2 separate regions of the Homo sapiens genome follow, and region 1 is linked to region 2. A link is a loop called in an ENCODE intact Hi-C map of the cell type or tissue named here. Cell type or tissue: chondrocyte. All regions are shown on one strand.

Region 1 (8,000 bases), 470 kb before region 2:
AGCATTTCACAAAAATATTTCACTTTTAGTGTGGAGAAGTTCTGGAAATGGAAAGATCTTTCTCACGGGGAGTAGGAGAGCCAAAAACATCCTTAAGGAAAATGGCCTTAATGTTTCAAAAGATTGGGAGGACTCGGGGGGAAGAAAACAGAGCTCGATACATCTGAAGAAATTAAATAACTCCTCATATCTTAGAGCAGATTGAATTTACATTTTACTTAAAAAAAGGGGGGTGGGGGAAGTACATACACAAGGAGGAAAATGGGGTGAGGAACAATAAAGATCTGAAATGGATTTCTATGATTTTCCCCTACAATGATCGATTTTGTCTGTTGGGCAGTATTTTTCCTGCTGGCGTACAACTGTTTACAGTATTAACAAGGTTGTAGACAAAGGAACTGCCAAAGTTTAGGCCCGGATGGAAAGGACAGTAAGTTATCATATACAATTTAAGTTTACAATACACAGCATTTTCTTTAAATGATGTAACGCAGTCGCAAAAAGAAGTTAACAATACTAACACGAGAATAATCAAATTTTTGTTGTTATCCATGTGCAGCAACTAACTGCTTTACAAAAAAGCAAAATAATACAATATATCATCACATATATTTACAGTATAGTAAATATACTTTTTTTGTCAAATTTTACACAAACTATTTACAGGTGAATATACTGCATTAAAAAAAATTGTGTGGCTGACACTAAGAATGAATTTTTGCCTAAATCCATTGCATAACATTGAGTAAGACATGCCTCATTATGCCTGGGAGTCGGGGAAGGATGTAGAAACAAAAACAAAAAACAAAAAACCCAAACAAAACTGAAAACCCCTAAAACCTACAAACCTGGGAGGGTTGCTGGCTGGCACTCTGTCTCCCCAACTAGGACACAGGATAGAAGCTGACTGTTTAGGATGTGTCCTGGGCACCTGGCTCAGTCATGAACAGGTGTTGAGTGAATGGAAGACAGAGCTGTAGCCACTTTGCCCCAAATCTACTGAACTGCATCTCCATCTGGGCAACTAAGGGCATGCCCCTCGGATGGGAGTACTGGCATAACAGGTAGATTATCCAGGACAAAAACATGACTGAGTTCCTGGTTTCCTCTTTAACAAGTCAGGGGAAACATCTACAAACCGAAACGAATTACTTATAATATTTTTAACAGAACTTATGTCAATTACGCAGAAATGGGCAACTTGGTCTAAACTTCAGAATTTCTTTTATAGATTACAAGTATGAAGACTAAAAAAGTGTTGCATTTCTCAAGGGACACATAGTGGTGAGAGGTTTATCTCATGTACATTTTAGTTACTTGGAAAGCTAGATTTTCCTCAAAAGTCAGAAGTTCTTTAAACAAGGTAAATTTTAAACCTTAGTTAAGTTTTCAAACTCCTAGGATGTACTTACTAGTCAAAGGTATTTTTGCATTTCAAAGGCGGCTGAATTTTGATTTGTGCCAATGCTGATCATTTCAGGCGGTATGAAATACTACACCCTTGGTAAACCCGTTTATGGAAATATCAGTATTTTTAACAGTAAACCTCTGGAAGTTTCTTTATTTTGATGGGAAGAGCAAAATAGCATAACACCCACTATCATATGCACCAAACCAACAAACAAAAACAAGAAAAACATCGAACTAAAGTTATCAAAGGCTTACACTGCCTGCTATTCCAGGGCCTAGAAACTGTGAAACTTACCCCAGAAACACTGGGTTGTGGGAGAGCCAAGACCATGGTGGCAGCTTGGCATCCTTGGCACTGGGTTACTGATCTATTTCTAAACACAGTTCTAATTTCAGCTTTTTTATATAGTCATAGTTGCTCTGTCATTATAAACATTTTCTTCTAATGCAGCCTCTACAATAGTTTAAAAACAAAAGTTTAGTAAATTGCACCTGTCTTCAGTATTTCCAACAATTCTATGGTAAACTCATTAATAATACTAAGGTTTTCTTTCCTCTTATTTTGGCAAATAATTCTTACTTTTCCCAGGACTGTAAACAAATTTAAAAAATTAAATTCTTGTTATTTCTGAGTATCAAAACCAATTTTATTTACATTAACATATTACATTGTTACTGTGTGGATAAATGTGAAATATATTATTAAAATCAGAACACTTAAATGTACCATTATTTATTGAATTAGCTGTGGAATTTAATTTACTGAAATCCTCTAATGAAACAGCACTACAGGAAACTCCCCTCTCCCCTAGGTTTATTTTTTCCCCCCTCAAAGCCATTATATCTTAACATATAAAGGGAACCTGGGAGTAGAGGGATTAATATCTTTTTGTAATAAATATGGTTTAGTTCTAAATTGGAACATCCAGATACCAATATGCTCACTGAAGTCAAATTATTTTGTAAACTGCAGGTACCACAAAGAAATTGGATCTGCATTACTATGAAAATTCCAATGCCATGATAATCCATACCACCAGTATAGCAGCAATTCTAACAGCCCCCCTACTGTCATACTAATGCAGGCTGACCAGTCTTTTCACAGTGATTAAATGCAATTCTAGCATATATAACCTACATGTTTTCTTAAAGAGGTTTCTGATTTTTTTGGAGAGGAGGAGGAAGATTAAAAGACATTCAAAATACATCTTATCAAAGAAATTTATAATATACACCATACTCTATTCTTGGAAATTATTTAACAAAATAAAAATATCAGCTACCCTAAATGTCACGTACCATTCCATTTTGCTATGGAGCTAATGCAAACATCTATGAAAATTACCTTCTGGGAACAATTTTCAACACTTTGTTCACTGATTACCCTGCTCAGAATTAGTTAGGAAAGAAGAGGGGGAGGGGAAAAAATATATATATATATATAATTACTATACTTAGTATAGTTTTGGTTTACAAAAAACAAAACACAAAAAAACCACCTTTAGCAAAATTAAAAATTAAAAGATAATCAACTGGAGAAAAAAATAAACTAGTTTGGATGACTGAGTTTGGATAAGGACTTAGAAGCCATAGTTTTAATTCAGTAATGTTAAGATATATGTGGTCGCACTTATTTTCCTGTAATTATTGCTAATACTCAAGTGTTAGTATTTCTTAAGAATCCACTATAAAATATGAAATTTCCCTGCCCTCCCCCCCAAGTACCTTGTCTGTGGCTTTATGGTGTCAAGTCACTGAGGCTTGACCTCTATGGTTCTTTCAGTTTTGTACGGTTAAAAAAAAAGTCCACAGCTAAAAGATTAAACATACTGGGGTTATAATACTATTTCTCTCATAAACTTGTATCTTGAAAAATGTATAAATAGGACTAACACTTTACTCTGTAGGATGAAGAAGGGAAAACCACAGAAGGCAGAGCTCTGTGCAAATGGCTTTCATCACTGGCCAGTAGTAGCAGTATTCAAGAATTCATCCTCTCTTACAATTGAGATTTCTCAGTTAAAAGTTTCCTGACCTCCCACTTTCTTTGCAGTTGTTCTGAACACTTACATATACCAGATACACGCCAAAAGTAGAAGAAAAAAAGTTAAAGAAAAGGCAGCATTAAATTTAGGCAAGGCTTCGAAGAGTTGATCATCTGGCAACATGGCAAACCGGATGGGTTCATTATAAAACAGGAAGTGCAGCATTACAACATGGGGGGAAAGGGCAAGGACAGGGAAGGGGTCACTAGTGAAGAGCCCATGTTAAGTTGATTTTAAAAAAGAAAGCAAGCAAGCTTCACACGATCTTCTTAATGCTATTACGTTTGAAACTGCCAGCGCTTCTTTGCTTCTGCACTTGGCTTGCGGATCCGTGGCGAGTTCGTCCACTGTTACAGTGGCCAGTGGTAGGGGAGAGTTCAACGTTCTCCTTGTCGATTCCTGGAGAAAAAGAGAACAGCCAGTTACTTCTTCTTTTCCTTCCAGGACTGAATTTCATTGCAGTCATGTGTCGCTTAACAACGGGGACACATTCTAGGAAACAATCATTAGGCGATTTTGTCTGTGCAAATATTGTGGAGTGTACTTACATGAACTTAGATAGCATAGCCTACTACACACCAAGGCTATATGGTATAGCCTGTTTCTCCCAGGCAACAAACCTGTACAGCAGGTTACCATATTGTGTACTTTATGTAGTTGTAACACAATGCTAACTATTTGTATATCTAACACAGAAAAGGTACAGTAAAAATACAGTATTATAATCTTTCGGGACCACTGTCTATATGTGTTCTGTTGTTGACTGCAATGTTGTTATGCAGCACATGACTATATTTGTGATAAGATACAACCTGGCAAATTGTTTATGCACATTTCATTTTAATAGTCAATTGCTAAAATGTTTACTAAGTTAATGTCACATGGAAAACTTCACATTTTGTTATGCAAAGTTTGCTATCATAGCAGAAAATAGCACAAGAAAAATGAAAAGACAAGTTGCAAGGAAAAGCTAGAGGCTGGCAGGCTTGAACTAAATGAAAGGCTAGCAGCCACCAGGGAAGACTAGTGCTCCTTCCTCCAAATCATACCAGAAACTTCCAGCAGAGGTCATCTTCTAGCCTTATTCACATCCTCATTCATGTTTATAAACAGAATATACTCTCCAGCAGCAGAAAGTACTGATCTTTCCAGCAAATTTGTCACTTCAAAGAAAACTCAAGATGCTTTTATTTTTTTAATCACAGTGCCTATCCCAAAGAAACTATTTACTGAGAAAATAATATATCACAAAGGTCATACTGTAGAATCTTTGCTTCTTTTCAGCTATGCCAAGTCATTTCACATTCTGCAACCTTAAACAGATGCCATTTATTTCTCTTGAGGAGGAGATTAAACCTCCAAAACCTGGGCCTAACAATGATTGATTATTTATTTAGAGACAGGGTCTTGCCCTGTTGCACAGGCTGCAGTGCAGTGGTGTGATCATAGCTCACTATAACCTTGAACTTCCAGGCTCAAGCTATCCTCTCGCCTCAGCCTCCCAAACAGCTAGGACTACAGGTGCATGCCACCATGCCCAGCTAATTTTAAAATTCTGTCTAGAGATAGAGTCTCACTATGTTGCCAAGGCTGGTCTTGAACTCCTGGTCTCAAGCAATCCTTCCATCTTGGCCTCTCAAAGTTCTGGGATTACAAGCATGAGCCACTGCACCCCACCCCAATTAATATTATAAATAATCTAAGCAGTAACTTCAGAAAAGTAACCAGAAACTAAAATAAGATTTTTATTTTTATCTATCACATTAGGAAAGATTACAAATTGGGTAACAGGACTGTGGTCACCCTTGCGGAAGTAGTGACTTAAGGGGGCATGAGGATGGCTTCTTGGGATGCTGGTAATGTTCTGTTTCTTGATGTAGATGATGGATTTTCAAGTGTGTTTACATTTTAAAAGTTCACTAAGCTGAAAACTTGCAATTTGTGAACTTTTCTGTTAAACATCAATAAAATTTACCCCCAAAATTAGACTGATTATACTTACTGCTGGCATAAATTTTGGCGGGAAAGCAAACAGCTGCAGAACGTTTTAGTAATTTGTATCAAAATGTACATTACTGATTGATATTTACTGATACAAAAAGATGACCACAATTTTTGGAGTAGGAAAAAAACACCCACACACTGTGGGGAGAGGGCGTAGGGCTGGGTAAACATCTGCCAAAATATTTTATCTCTGTCAGAAGCCAAAGGACTAAAAAATATATTTTACCTCTGTATGGCAAGATTTCAGCTAATTTGTACTTTATTCTTCTTTATATATTGAAATTTTAAATCTTAGAATAGAAAAATTTCCATTTTTGGACAAAAAGTAATATTTCAAGTCAAGAAGTATTCATTATGTTACAGAAAATGTACATAGATCTACCCAGTTAGTTATTTGTTGGCTCATGAACAGGAAATGAACTTGGGATGACCTCCCTCTAGGAGCCACTCATCTTTCATTTGGATTCAGCTCTGAATTCGACTCAAGAGTATCAGGCATCTGTAAGCACGTGGCCTGGTTTACACGTGCTCAACAGAGATTTGCTGTCTTGAAAATCTGAACTGCTGTCAAAGGAACATGGGCATTTGTCAGTGACTGTTTATGAACATGTGCACTGCATCAGGCATATGAGTGCAAGGAAAAACATCAGCGACATTTCTCCAGGAGGTGAGCATAGCTGAACCACCACTGAAAATCTGTTCTATTCAAATCTTTTTTAAAACCCTTATTAAATTTTTTAAGGCTAGTCATGTTCTAATCTAATCTAATCTAATCATATGCATAGAAAGATGACTAGAAACATTCATGGAACTTTTCTCTGGGTAACAGAATTCTGGTCTATTTAAATTCTCTTCTGTATATTTATTTGCATCCTCTCCAGAGCTATTTACAAAAGAAATAACAAAACTGAAAGAAAGCTGCTCATGATCTCTGGAATGTGCCTTGAGCTTCTTTGGGATGTATGTTTGTGTAGGCTCTTTTAATTGTCTTGCGTATCTCTACAAGATAAAATTCAACCCATATTTTTTTTTCTCATATCCTTTTCCTTCATGATGCATTATTCTGTCTCTTGCCAGAACTACTTTCTCCTTCCTTGCTTTTAAATTAACTTGCCTATGATTCTACAACTTGTACATCCATCTTCCTCTACTGAGTAAAGGCACTGAGAAGGGTAAAGATCATTATTATTCATTTTTGTTTTCCTGTAAAATCTAGTTATTTTTTCAATACATTGAAAAATTATTTTCAATTAATACTGAATGAACTGAACACTTCCATTTTAAAATGTGATAGCTAGATACCTGTAATTCAGAGCCCCAAAGCATGCAATCCCTGATCTCCAGAGAGTGGTATAATATTTTTAGTTGAAAAGATAGAACTTTTTTTTTTCCCTTTGGCATCCTCCACTTAAAATTATGAATTTGTCAGCGTATTTGACCTTCCATTTCCTCAAATTTGCATTTGGCCTACAAGTTTCAAGTCCAGTAATTCTGAGTTGTTTCTTTAATAGAAAATAAGATTCAGGCAAAACTAGGACCTTAAAAAGACAAAGGTTTGAAACAACTTGGAGCTGGCCCGCATGCAGGAGGGGCATGAAGCATGGATGACCACTAGGAAGGCCCTGTGACTCTCTGCCAGCAATCTGCTACCCTGGGGCTCGTTCTTGTGTGTCTTGCTACTACTAGACCATGGCCTACTCTGAGGGGAAAACAGTCATGACATGGGTGGCAATGCTTCTGTTTGGGCACAGTGTTATTCCTGAGAATTACAATTACATAAATTGTAGTAATGTAGATGAAGTCACTAGGGTGAAGGTATCTTCAAAAAAGTGCTAAGAACATTCCACTTTCTGTTTTGTGAAGCAAATAACCGTCAAACCTCAAATAATTTTAAAGGCCTTATTTATCTCCTGTTAAATGTTGAGGGTACAAAACAAGCTATAAAGTTGTTCACATACTATGACCTCAAGTATATAAAAAAAAGAAACTGGAAGGAAATGCACCAAAATGTTAATAAACAGTGGTTATCTATCTTAGAATGATAGGATTGTGGGTAACTTTTTCCTTTTATTTTTCTGAATTTTCCAATTTTTTTCCTAATGAGCACATTAATTAAAAATGTAAAAGTACGAGTGACTTGTCAGCCCCATCCCTCATAACCAAAAGCTTCAACACTATGTCAAAAGTTGATATTCTACTTCTTTTCTCAAATTCATTTTTCATCTAAATTCTTGTTTTTGGAATGTATGTTTTCTTCCTACTTAGTGACCCAACTGTATAAATCACACATAGGTAAATGTGGTGTGACTGTGATTCCTAAGTTCAACTTCACAGCAAAGATGTTTTACTGTAAGGATCAAAGGAGAAACTAACAAAAATCTTGGAAAGTCATTAAAAAAAAACAATTAAAATGCATTACGTTTACACCAAAATATATCTTGAAAAAGCCAAGGTAGTATGAAACAGAATGATCATAGTATCTAGTTCTGGCATTTAAGTTTCTCAGCATAATTCTCACTTCTAAGAATTTTGGCAGCATTC
Region 2 (8,000 bases):
TTTTTGTTTTTTGGTTTTCTTTGAGACGGAGTCTCTCTCTTATCGCCCAGGCTGGAATGCAGTGGTGCAATCTCGGCTCACTGCAACCTCTGCCTCCAGGTTCAGGCCATTCTCCTGCCTCAGCCTCCCAAGTAGCTGTGATTACAGGCGCCCACCACCACGCCCGGCTAATTTTTGTATTTTCAGTAGAGATGGGGTTTCACCATGTTGGCCAAGCTGGTCTCGAACTTCTGACCTCAGGTGATCTGCCTGCCTTGGCCTCCCAAAGTGCTGGGATTACAGGCGTGAGCCACAGTGCCCAGCCTCCTGTTTCCTTTTAAATGTGAACATTGTTTCTCAATCTTCTTGGGAATCGGAATCCTCTAACCACATCTAATGGTGGTGCTCCCAAGGAGTTCTCTCCTTATCTCACTGTGCTTTTCTCACGCCTACCCCCTCTCCCTGGCTCCTCGTATCTGTTCTCATGAGTAAAGTACCATCTCTACAGGCTGACGGCCTCCAAACATACACCCCAGCTCAGTGCTCCTCCTTAGCTTCAGATGTGCATCTCTATCTATTGGACATCACCCTCTAATGTCCTGCAGGCTTCAAAACAGATTTTAGTTTGTTTTTGTTTTTTTCAATAAACCTTTTGCACTCCTAACTTAAAAAAAAAAGAAGGAAATAGAAAATATCAGGTTGTATCACATGCAAAAATACAATGGTTGTTTTTGTTTTTCATTTAGTCAGGGTCTCACTCTGCCACCCAGGCTTGAGTACAGTGGTGCAATCTCTGCTCACTACGACCTCCACCTCCCAGGCTCAAGGGATTCTCCCACCTCAGCCTCCCAAGTAGCTGGAACTACAGGCGCATACCACTATGCCCAGCTAATTTTTTTTGGTATTTTTGGTAAAGATGGGGTCTTGCCATGTTGCCCAGGCTGGTCGTAAACTCCTGGGCTCAATGAATCTGCCTGCCTTGCTCTCCCAAAGTGCTGGTATTACAAGTGTTGAACCACCACACCTGGCCTTTTTTTTTTTTTAATGAAACTTTTGTATCACACATGTATCCTGGATCAGTCAAAAGTTTTAAAAACACAGAAACTAGATAACAGGCTAGACATAATGATGGAAGGAGTAGAAAGAGCCAGAGACACCTGCATCTGGGTGACAAAAACAGGGAAGTGAGAAGGAGCTAGTTTTTGGGGGAAGACGGTGACTTTCATTTTGGAGGCATCAATTCTGGTTTACAGTAAATCAGGCAATACTTATCTCTTTCCTTTGTATTTCTGGCTCTGGTCAAAGCATATTTCTGAATAAATGCTTTCAGGAAGGAGGGTGATTCCCCTATAGGTCATTCATAATCATTTCTCAGGAAGAGGGGGGATGCTTTACTGGGCAAAACCACATTGATTGAACTCTTATCTTATGCTGGGTTCTTTGCATCCAGTTTCTCATGCATCCTCCAAGCAGCCCTGTGAGGTAGGTACCATTAACTCCGTTTTACAAATGAGGAAGGTGAGGTTCAGAGAGGATAAGAAACTGACTATGGTGATGCAGTTACTAAGTGATAAACTGTGTCTTGCTAGCGAACCAGACCATCTCTGAAAGCAACACCAGGAATCCTTATGGCCTCTTGTATTAGTTTCTTAGGGCTGCTGTAACAAATGACCACAAACTGGTCATTTATTCTCTCCAGTTCAGGAGGCTGGAAGCCCAAAATCAAGGTGTTATCCGGGCTTGTTCCTTCAAAGGGCTCTAAGGGGACTCTGGCCCATGCCTCTCTCCTAGTTTCTAGTGACTATTGGCAACCCTTGGCCTTTCTGGGTTTGTAGAAAGCATCATTCCAATCTCCGCTTCCATCTTCACATGGCATTCACAGAGTCATCTTCTCATAAGAACAGCAGCCATGTTGGATTAGTCCCTGCCCCAGTCCAGCGTGTCCTCATTTTATTTTATTTATTTACTTATTTTTTTGAGACAGAGTCTCGCTCTGTCGCCCAGGCTGGAGTGCAGTGGTGCCATCTCAGCTCGCTGCAAGCTCTGCCTCCCGGGTTCACGCCATTCTCCTACCTCAGCCTCCTGAGTAGCTGGGACTACAGGCGCCCGCCACCACGCCCGGCTAATTTTTTGTATTTTTTAGTAGAGACGGGGTTTCACCGTGTTATCCAGGATGGTCTCGATCTCCTGACCTCGTAATCCCCCCTCCTCGGCCTCCCAAAGCGCTGGGATTACAGGCGTGAGCCACCGTGCCGGCCTTCCTGTCCTCATTTTAATTAGTTACATCTACAATGACCTTATTTGGAAATAATAAGGTACTGGGGGTTAGGACTTCAACAAATCTGTTTTGAGGGATGCAATTCAATCATAACATCTCAGTAAACTGAATAAGCCCTACAGTTGAGGAAATTATTTCCTCCTGATTTGGAGGATTTTGCAGAAAAAAGTTGATGTTATTTCTTGTTAGATTCCTAAGTTCCCCAGAAACTGCCAAGGTTTCTAGACTTCCTATGAGCAATTTTTTTTCTTTTTTTGAGACAAGGTCTGGCTCTGTCCCCCACGCTGGAGTGTGGTGACACGATCTCCACTCACTGCAACCTCTACCTCCCGGGCTCAGGTGATTCTCCCACCTCAGCCTCCTGAGTAGCTGGGATAACAGGCGTGCTCCACCACACCCGGCTAATTTTTTCGTAGAGACGGGGTTTCGCCATGTTGCCCAGGGTGGTCTGGAACTCAAGAGCTCAAGCGATCCGCCCGTCTCGGCCTCCCAAAGTGCTGGAATTACACTTTGGGAGCCACTGCTCCCGACCAGCACATTTTATTAATACTTATGATTCCCCTACATCCCCACTGCCTTCCAGACACAAACAATCAACCCATTGCTGCCTCATAAAAACGCAAACTCATCACCTTTCCCTCCCTCCTGAATTCCCCGTTTTTCACAAAACTGGCTCCCCATCTTCCAGAAATAATTCTTTTCTTTCCACTCTCCTTACATCTCCTAGGTTCAATTCCTTACGGTTGGCCAGGCGCAGTGGCCCACGCCTGTAATCCCAGCACTTTGGGAGGCCGAGTCGGGCGGATCACCTGAGGTCAGGAGTTCGAGACCAGCCTGGCCAACATGGTGACACCTGTCTCTACTAAAAATACAAAAATTAGCCGGGCGTAGTGGCGCTCGCCTGTAATCTCAGCTACTCGGGAGGCTGAGGCACGAGAATCACTTGAAATCGGGAGGCGGAGTTTGCAGTGAGTCCAGATCGCACCACTGCACTCCAACCTGGGCGACAGAGCAAGACTGTTAAAAAAAAAATTCCTTACGCTTGCCTCTCACCTGGGAAGATACACTCTCTTCGCGACTTCTCATTGCTCCCAGGCTCTTCACCTGCAATCCAGCCTCACATTCGCTATACAGTATATGGCCAATTTTCTAGGAACACTCTCCAGTCTGACTGCAAATCATAAACCTCGGGGACTTCAGGCTTCCTATCTGGTGGAGTATTCAACTGCTCCACCCATTATTCAAGGACCAACTAAATTCGGCGCTACATTCATCTCCCTTTATCCCTTCTAAGAGGAATACCGCTCCAGCGCCAACGCAATCTCCTCCTCCCTCGCCTTTACCTAATCCCTTGCCTGCCCTGTTTCCCCGCTGAGCTCCTCAAACACTTCGCATCTCTCCCCGTTATTCCAGTCTACCTGGTGAAAAGGTTATTTGAGGACCTTGTCTACGCTGCCCCTACCTGATCCCGCTCCCGGCGCCACAGGCTGGGCCCCAACAGGAGCTCCTCAATCTAAGTGTCTAGGAGAAACCCAGGGAGTCTCCACGAAGGAGGCACTTTACCCACTACAGACTAAAACTGGCCTCGGAATCGCCTTCCTGGAGATTCGGCCCAGCGGCTCTCAGGAGTCGGTAGGGGCAAGAACGTTTCCCCGGTGCAGTGGAAGAAGACTGCGGGCCAGCCAGGGACTCGGGATCCGGGGACAGGGCCTCGGCAGGCGCCCGCCTGGAAGCCCGCAGCCCAGACGCGGACGACCCACTGCTCAGCGGGACACACCTCGGGCCTTGCCCCGGAACGCCGCTTGGACAACAACCTTTCCGCCGAGTGCAGGCCGAGCGCTTTTGGGCGCAGCACGCAGGAACCGGAAGTCAATGGAGGAAGACTGGACCTACTGATTCAACTTGGAGATGAGCGGGTCTGTCCTCTTCACGGCGGGAGGTAGGGTGCTTGGAACACTGGGGTGATTTCCCGTCTGTCATTAGCCTCTGACCCTAGAGGCTAATGGAATACGGCGGGAGGTAGGGTGCTTGGAACACTGGGGTGATTTCCCGTCTGTCATTAGCCTCTGACCCTAGAGGCTAATGGAATACGGCTGGAGGTATTCTGGAGGAACCTGGAGTGTTTCCTTCCTCATGTCCCTCATGTCCTAGAGTGTTTCCTTCCTCATGTCCCTTGTTCAGGCCCCTCTCTTGGGGCCCCAGCCTAGCTGACGGGGCAGTTTTCGGAACATTTGTGCTTCCCCGGCCTCAGGGTCCACGGGTGGCTCCTCAGAGTGGGCGGATGGTTCACATTCTCACAGCCGCTTGCTTACCTCTGGCCACATTACTTTCCTGTGGCTGCGATGTTAGAGTGACTTCCCACTGGTTTTACAAAGTTATGCATTGTATGGTGTTTCTCATACTTGCAAAAACGTCATGTAGAAGTCTTGAAAAGTGTACGGAAGAAAGTAAAACTGCCCTTAAATCTATCACTTAGCTGAAACATTTCTTATAAACGTACAAAATTTAATTTTATTTAGTTCCACCAGATGAGATACTAAAATGTGAAAATGGAAGTGAAGACAAAACCCTTTTTTTTTTTTTTTTGAGACGGAGTTTCGCTCTTGTTGCCGAGACTGGAGTGCAATGGTGCGATCTCGGCTCACCGCAACCTCCGCCTTCCGGGCTCAAGCGATTCTCCTGCCTCAGCCTCCCGAGTAGCTGGGATTACAGGCATGTGCCACCACGCCCGGCTAATTTTGTATTATTAGTAGAGACAGGGTTTCTCCATGTTGGTCAGGCTGGTCTCGAACTCCCGACCTCAGGTGATCCGCCCACCTCGGCCTCCCAAAGTGCTGGGATTATAAGCGTGAGTCACCGCGCCCGGCCTAAGACAAACCTTAACAGGAAATATTAGTTACAAAAAGATTCCTCTAAATTAAAAATATCAGAAACTTTAAGCAGTTGGAATAATTATTTCAACTACTTGCTTCCTGATGGGTATAAAATACAATTTTCTAGGTAGTAAAACTTCGGACTGATCCATAAATATCGGGAGACATCTCTCGTGACTTGAAAACAACAAAAGCTCTATTTAAAACTCTATATAATATAGTTTAAAAACTAATCCTCTTTTAAAGATGATTCTCGGGCCGGGCACAGTGGCTCACGCCTGTAATCCCAGCACTTTGGGAGGCTGAGGTGGGCGGATCACGAGGTCAGGAGATGGAGACCATCCTGGCTAACACTGTGAAACCCCGTCTCTACTAAATATACAAAAAATTAGCCGGGCGTGGTGGCAGGCGCCTGTAGTCCCAGCCACCTGGGAGGCTGAGGCAGGAGAATGGCGTGAACCTGGGAGGCGGAGCTTGCAGTGAGCCGAGATCGGCCACTGCACTCCAGCCTGGGCAACAGAGCAAGACTCCGTCTCAAAAAAAAAAAAAAAAGATGATTCTCCAAGACAATTTAATATTGTCCTCTATTAGTTCTTAAATTCCAGGAAAGTATTTGTGACTTTGCAAAGGATCTAGTCAAGCTTGCAACTAACCCCAAAGGAAGTAGGACATCCAACTTATATTTTGCTAAATTTTCCTTTTAGAGAGGTGGAGATGCTTTCTGACCCCGTCGAGGTCATCCCTGTACTGGGCCTTACATAATTTCTGCTGTCGGAAAAAATCCACTACACCTAAGAAAATTACTCCCAATGTTACTTTTTGTGATGAAAATGCAAAGGAGCCCGAAAATGCACTTGACAAGCTCTTCTCTTCAGAACAGCAGGCTTCCATCTTGCATGTGTTGAATACAGCATCTACTAAAGAACTTGAAGCTTTCCGATTGCTTCGTGGAAGAAGGTCCATCAATATCGTAGAGCACAGAGAAAACTTTGGGCCATTTCAGAATTTAGAGAGTTTAATGAATGTGCCCTTGTTTAAGTATAAAAGTACAGTTCAAGTTTGTAACTCCATACTTTGTCCAAAGACTGGACGGGAAAAAAGAAAGTCACCGGAAAACCGGTTCCTGAGAAAGCTCCTCAAACCAGACATAGAAAGAGAAAGACTTAAGGTATATTCTTCATGTCTGCTATACTGCCTAATATTTGAGAACCTACTCTAGAAAGCACTCTTCTGGGCATTGGGTTGGGAAGTGGCTAAGACAGGGTTCTTCAGGTTTAGTTGGCAAGTATATGATCACTACCAAATAATGAGATGTACAGATAGTAAATTGGCAGTTGAGAGGAGAGAAAACAATGGGCTGTGACTGTTGTGGAAAGTTTACTGGAAGAACTCAATTTAGGTCTTAAAAGAGAGATCCTTTGGATGGGAGAGGAGGGCATTGTAGGTAGAAAGAACAGTTGATGCTGAGAAGCAGGTCTAGGCAAGGCTTATTTAAGAGGAGTGTCGTTGGAGATACCAGGCTGTGTCTAAGGGTGATGTTAGGATTAATGAGAAATTAAGGAGCAAAGATAGGTTATGGCCAGTGAGTGACTTTAGAACATTATACCAGTCTTTCCGGCAGAATTTAAAATTATTTTCTGTACCTTTTCTCCTTTAAAAAGCATTTTATCTTGAATCATGCAAGTCTATAGGTAAGATTAAAAAAAAAAAAAAAAAGCGGCTGGCTCACACCTGTAATCCCAGCACTTTGGGAGGCCAAAGCGGGCGGATCACAAGGTCAAGAGATCCAGACAATCCTGGCCAATGTGGTGAAAGCCCATCTCTACTAAAAATACAAAATTTAGCTGGGCATGGTGGCGTGGGCCTGTAGTCCCAGCTACTCGGGAGGCTGAGGCAGGAGAATCTCTTGAACCTGGGAGGCAGAGGTTGCAGTGAGCTGACATCACGCCAGTGCACTCCAGCCTGGCTACAGAGCAAGACTCTGTCTCAAAAAAAAAAAAAAAACACCATTCTAAAAGCAATTCTTTTTCTATTGTCTTAAAAAAATAAATACTAGAAATATTTGACACAGCCAATTTTTTTTTTTTTTTTTTTTTTGAGACAGAGTCTTGTGCTGTCGCCAGGCTGGAGTACAGTGGCATGATCTCACAACAACCTCCACCTCCCAGGTTCAAGCGATTCTCCTGCCTCAGCCTCCTGAGTAGCTGAAACTACAGGCACATGCCACCACGCCCAGCTAATTTTTGTATTTTTAGTAGAGATGAGGTTTTACCATGTTGGCGCCAGGATGGTCTTGATCTGTTGACCTCGTGATCCACCTGCCTCGGGCTCCCGAAGTGCTGAGATTACAGGTGTGAGACACTGCGCCCGGCCACAGCACTCAAGTATTAAACTTTAGAGGAACTCATGTCCTGTGTAACATTGCTTGATAATCATTATCTCATAAAAATCATAAGCACCATTTTTTTTCTGGACCAGTGGGTCCGTTTTTTGAGGAATATGGGTACTTTTGAAAACCTGATGAAAGCTGTGGACCCTCTTCCCATAGAAAAAGATATAGCACATATACACAGAATACTACACAGTTTCAGAGGACTGGCAGATTCTGTTAAGTCCACTCATGGACTCCAAGTAGAACTGCTGCAATTGATCTGGAACATATTTTAACCAAATTCTTCAGGGAGGATTCTCATCCAGATTCATGGCCAAAACTATTTATACCCAGATTAGAGTGGAGTTGCATCTTATTTAGGGGGCTGGATTTTAAGTCAGTTTTTATGGAGATATAAGTCATGCAGTAAAATCCTTTAAGAAAAAATCGATTGCCGACGAAGTATTGTGTGTAGTCTGGTTCAGTAATGCTTGTGCAC

The links. Hi-C counts contacts between places; a loop is a spot of excess contacts. Peaks named below come from ENCODE experiments on the same cell type or tissue, not always from the same donor. Only the 100,000 strongest peaks of a DNase experiment are listed, where the experiment ranks them.
Region 1: a loop joins it to region 2, with 2.6 times the contacts of the local background. A loop is called at or near these places in 3 of 110 quality-filtered maps.

Annotation. Positions count from the first base shown.
Region 1 is chr17:31,369,867-31,377,866 of GRCh38, reverse strand. It overlaps NF1 (neurofibromin 1), which reads right to left. Exons shown (of 58, transcript NM_001042492.3): 58 at 192-3,854. The coding sequence ends at 3,712. Among named protein-coding and RNA genes, the nearest start is that of RAB11FIP4, 18 kb to the left of the region's middle. RefSeq lists a silencer at 5,862-6,156. In chondrocyte, CTCF peaks have their summits at 4,323 and 4,526; no DNase peak of the experiment used is centred here.
Region 2 is chr17:30,902,364-30,910,363 of GRCh38, reverse strand. It overlaps TEFM (transcription elongation factor, mitochondrial), which reads left to right and starts at 4,126. Exons shown (of 4, transcript NM_024683.4): 1 at 4,126-4,196; 2 at 5,835-6,298. The coding sequence starts at 4,166. RefSeq lists enhancers at 2,588-3,388, 3,367-3,636. In chondrocyte, a CTCF peak has its summit at 3,811; a DNase peak (open chromatin) is centred at 4,053.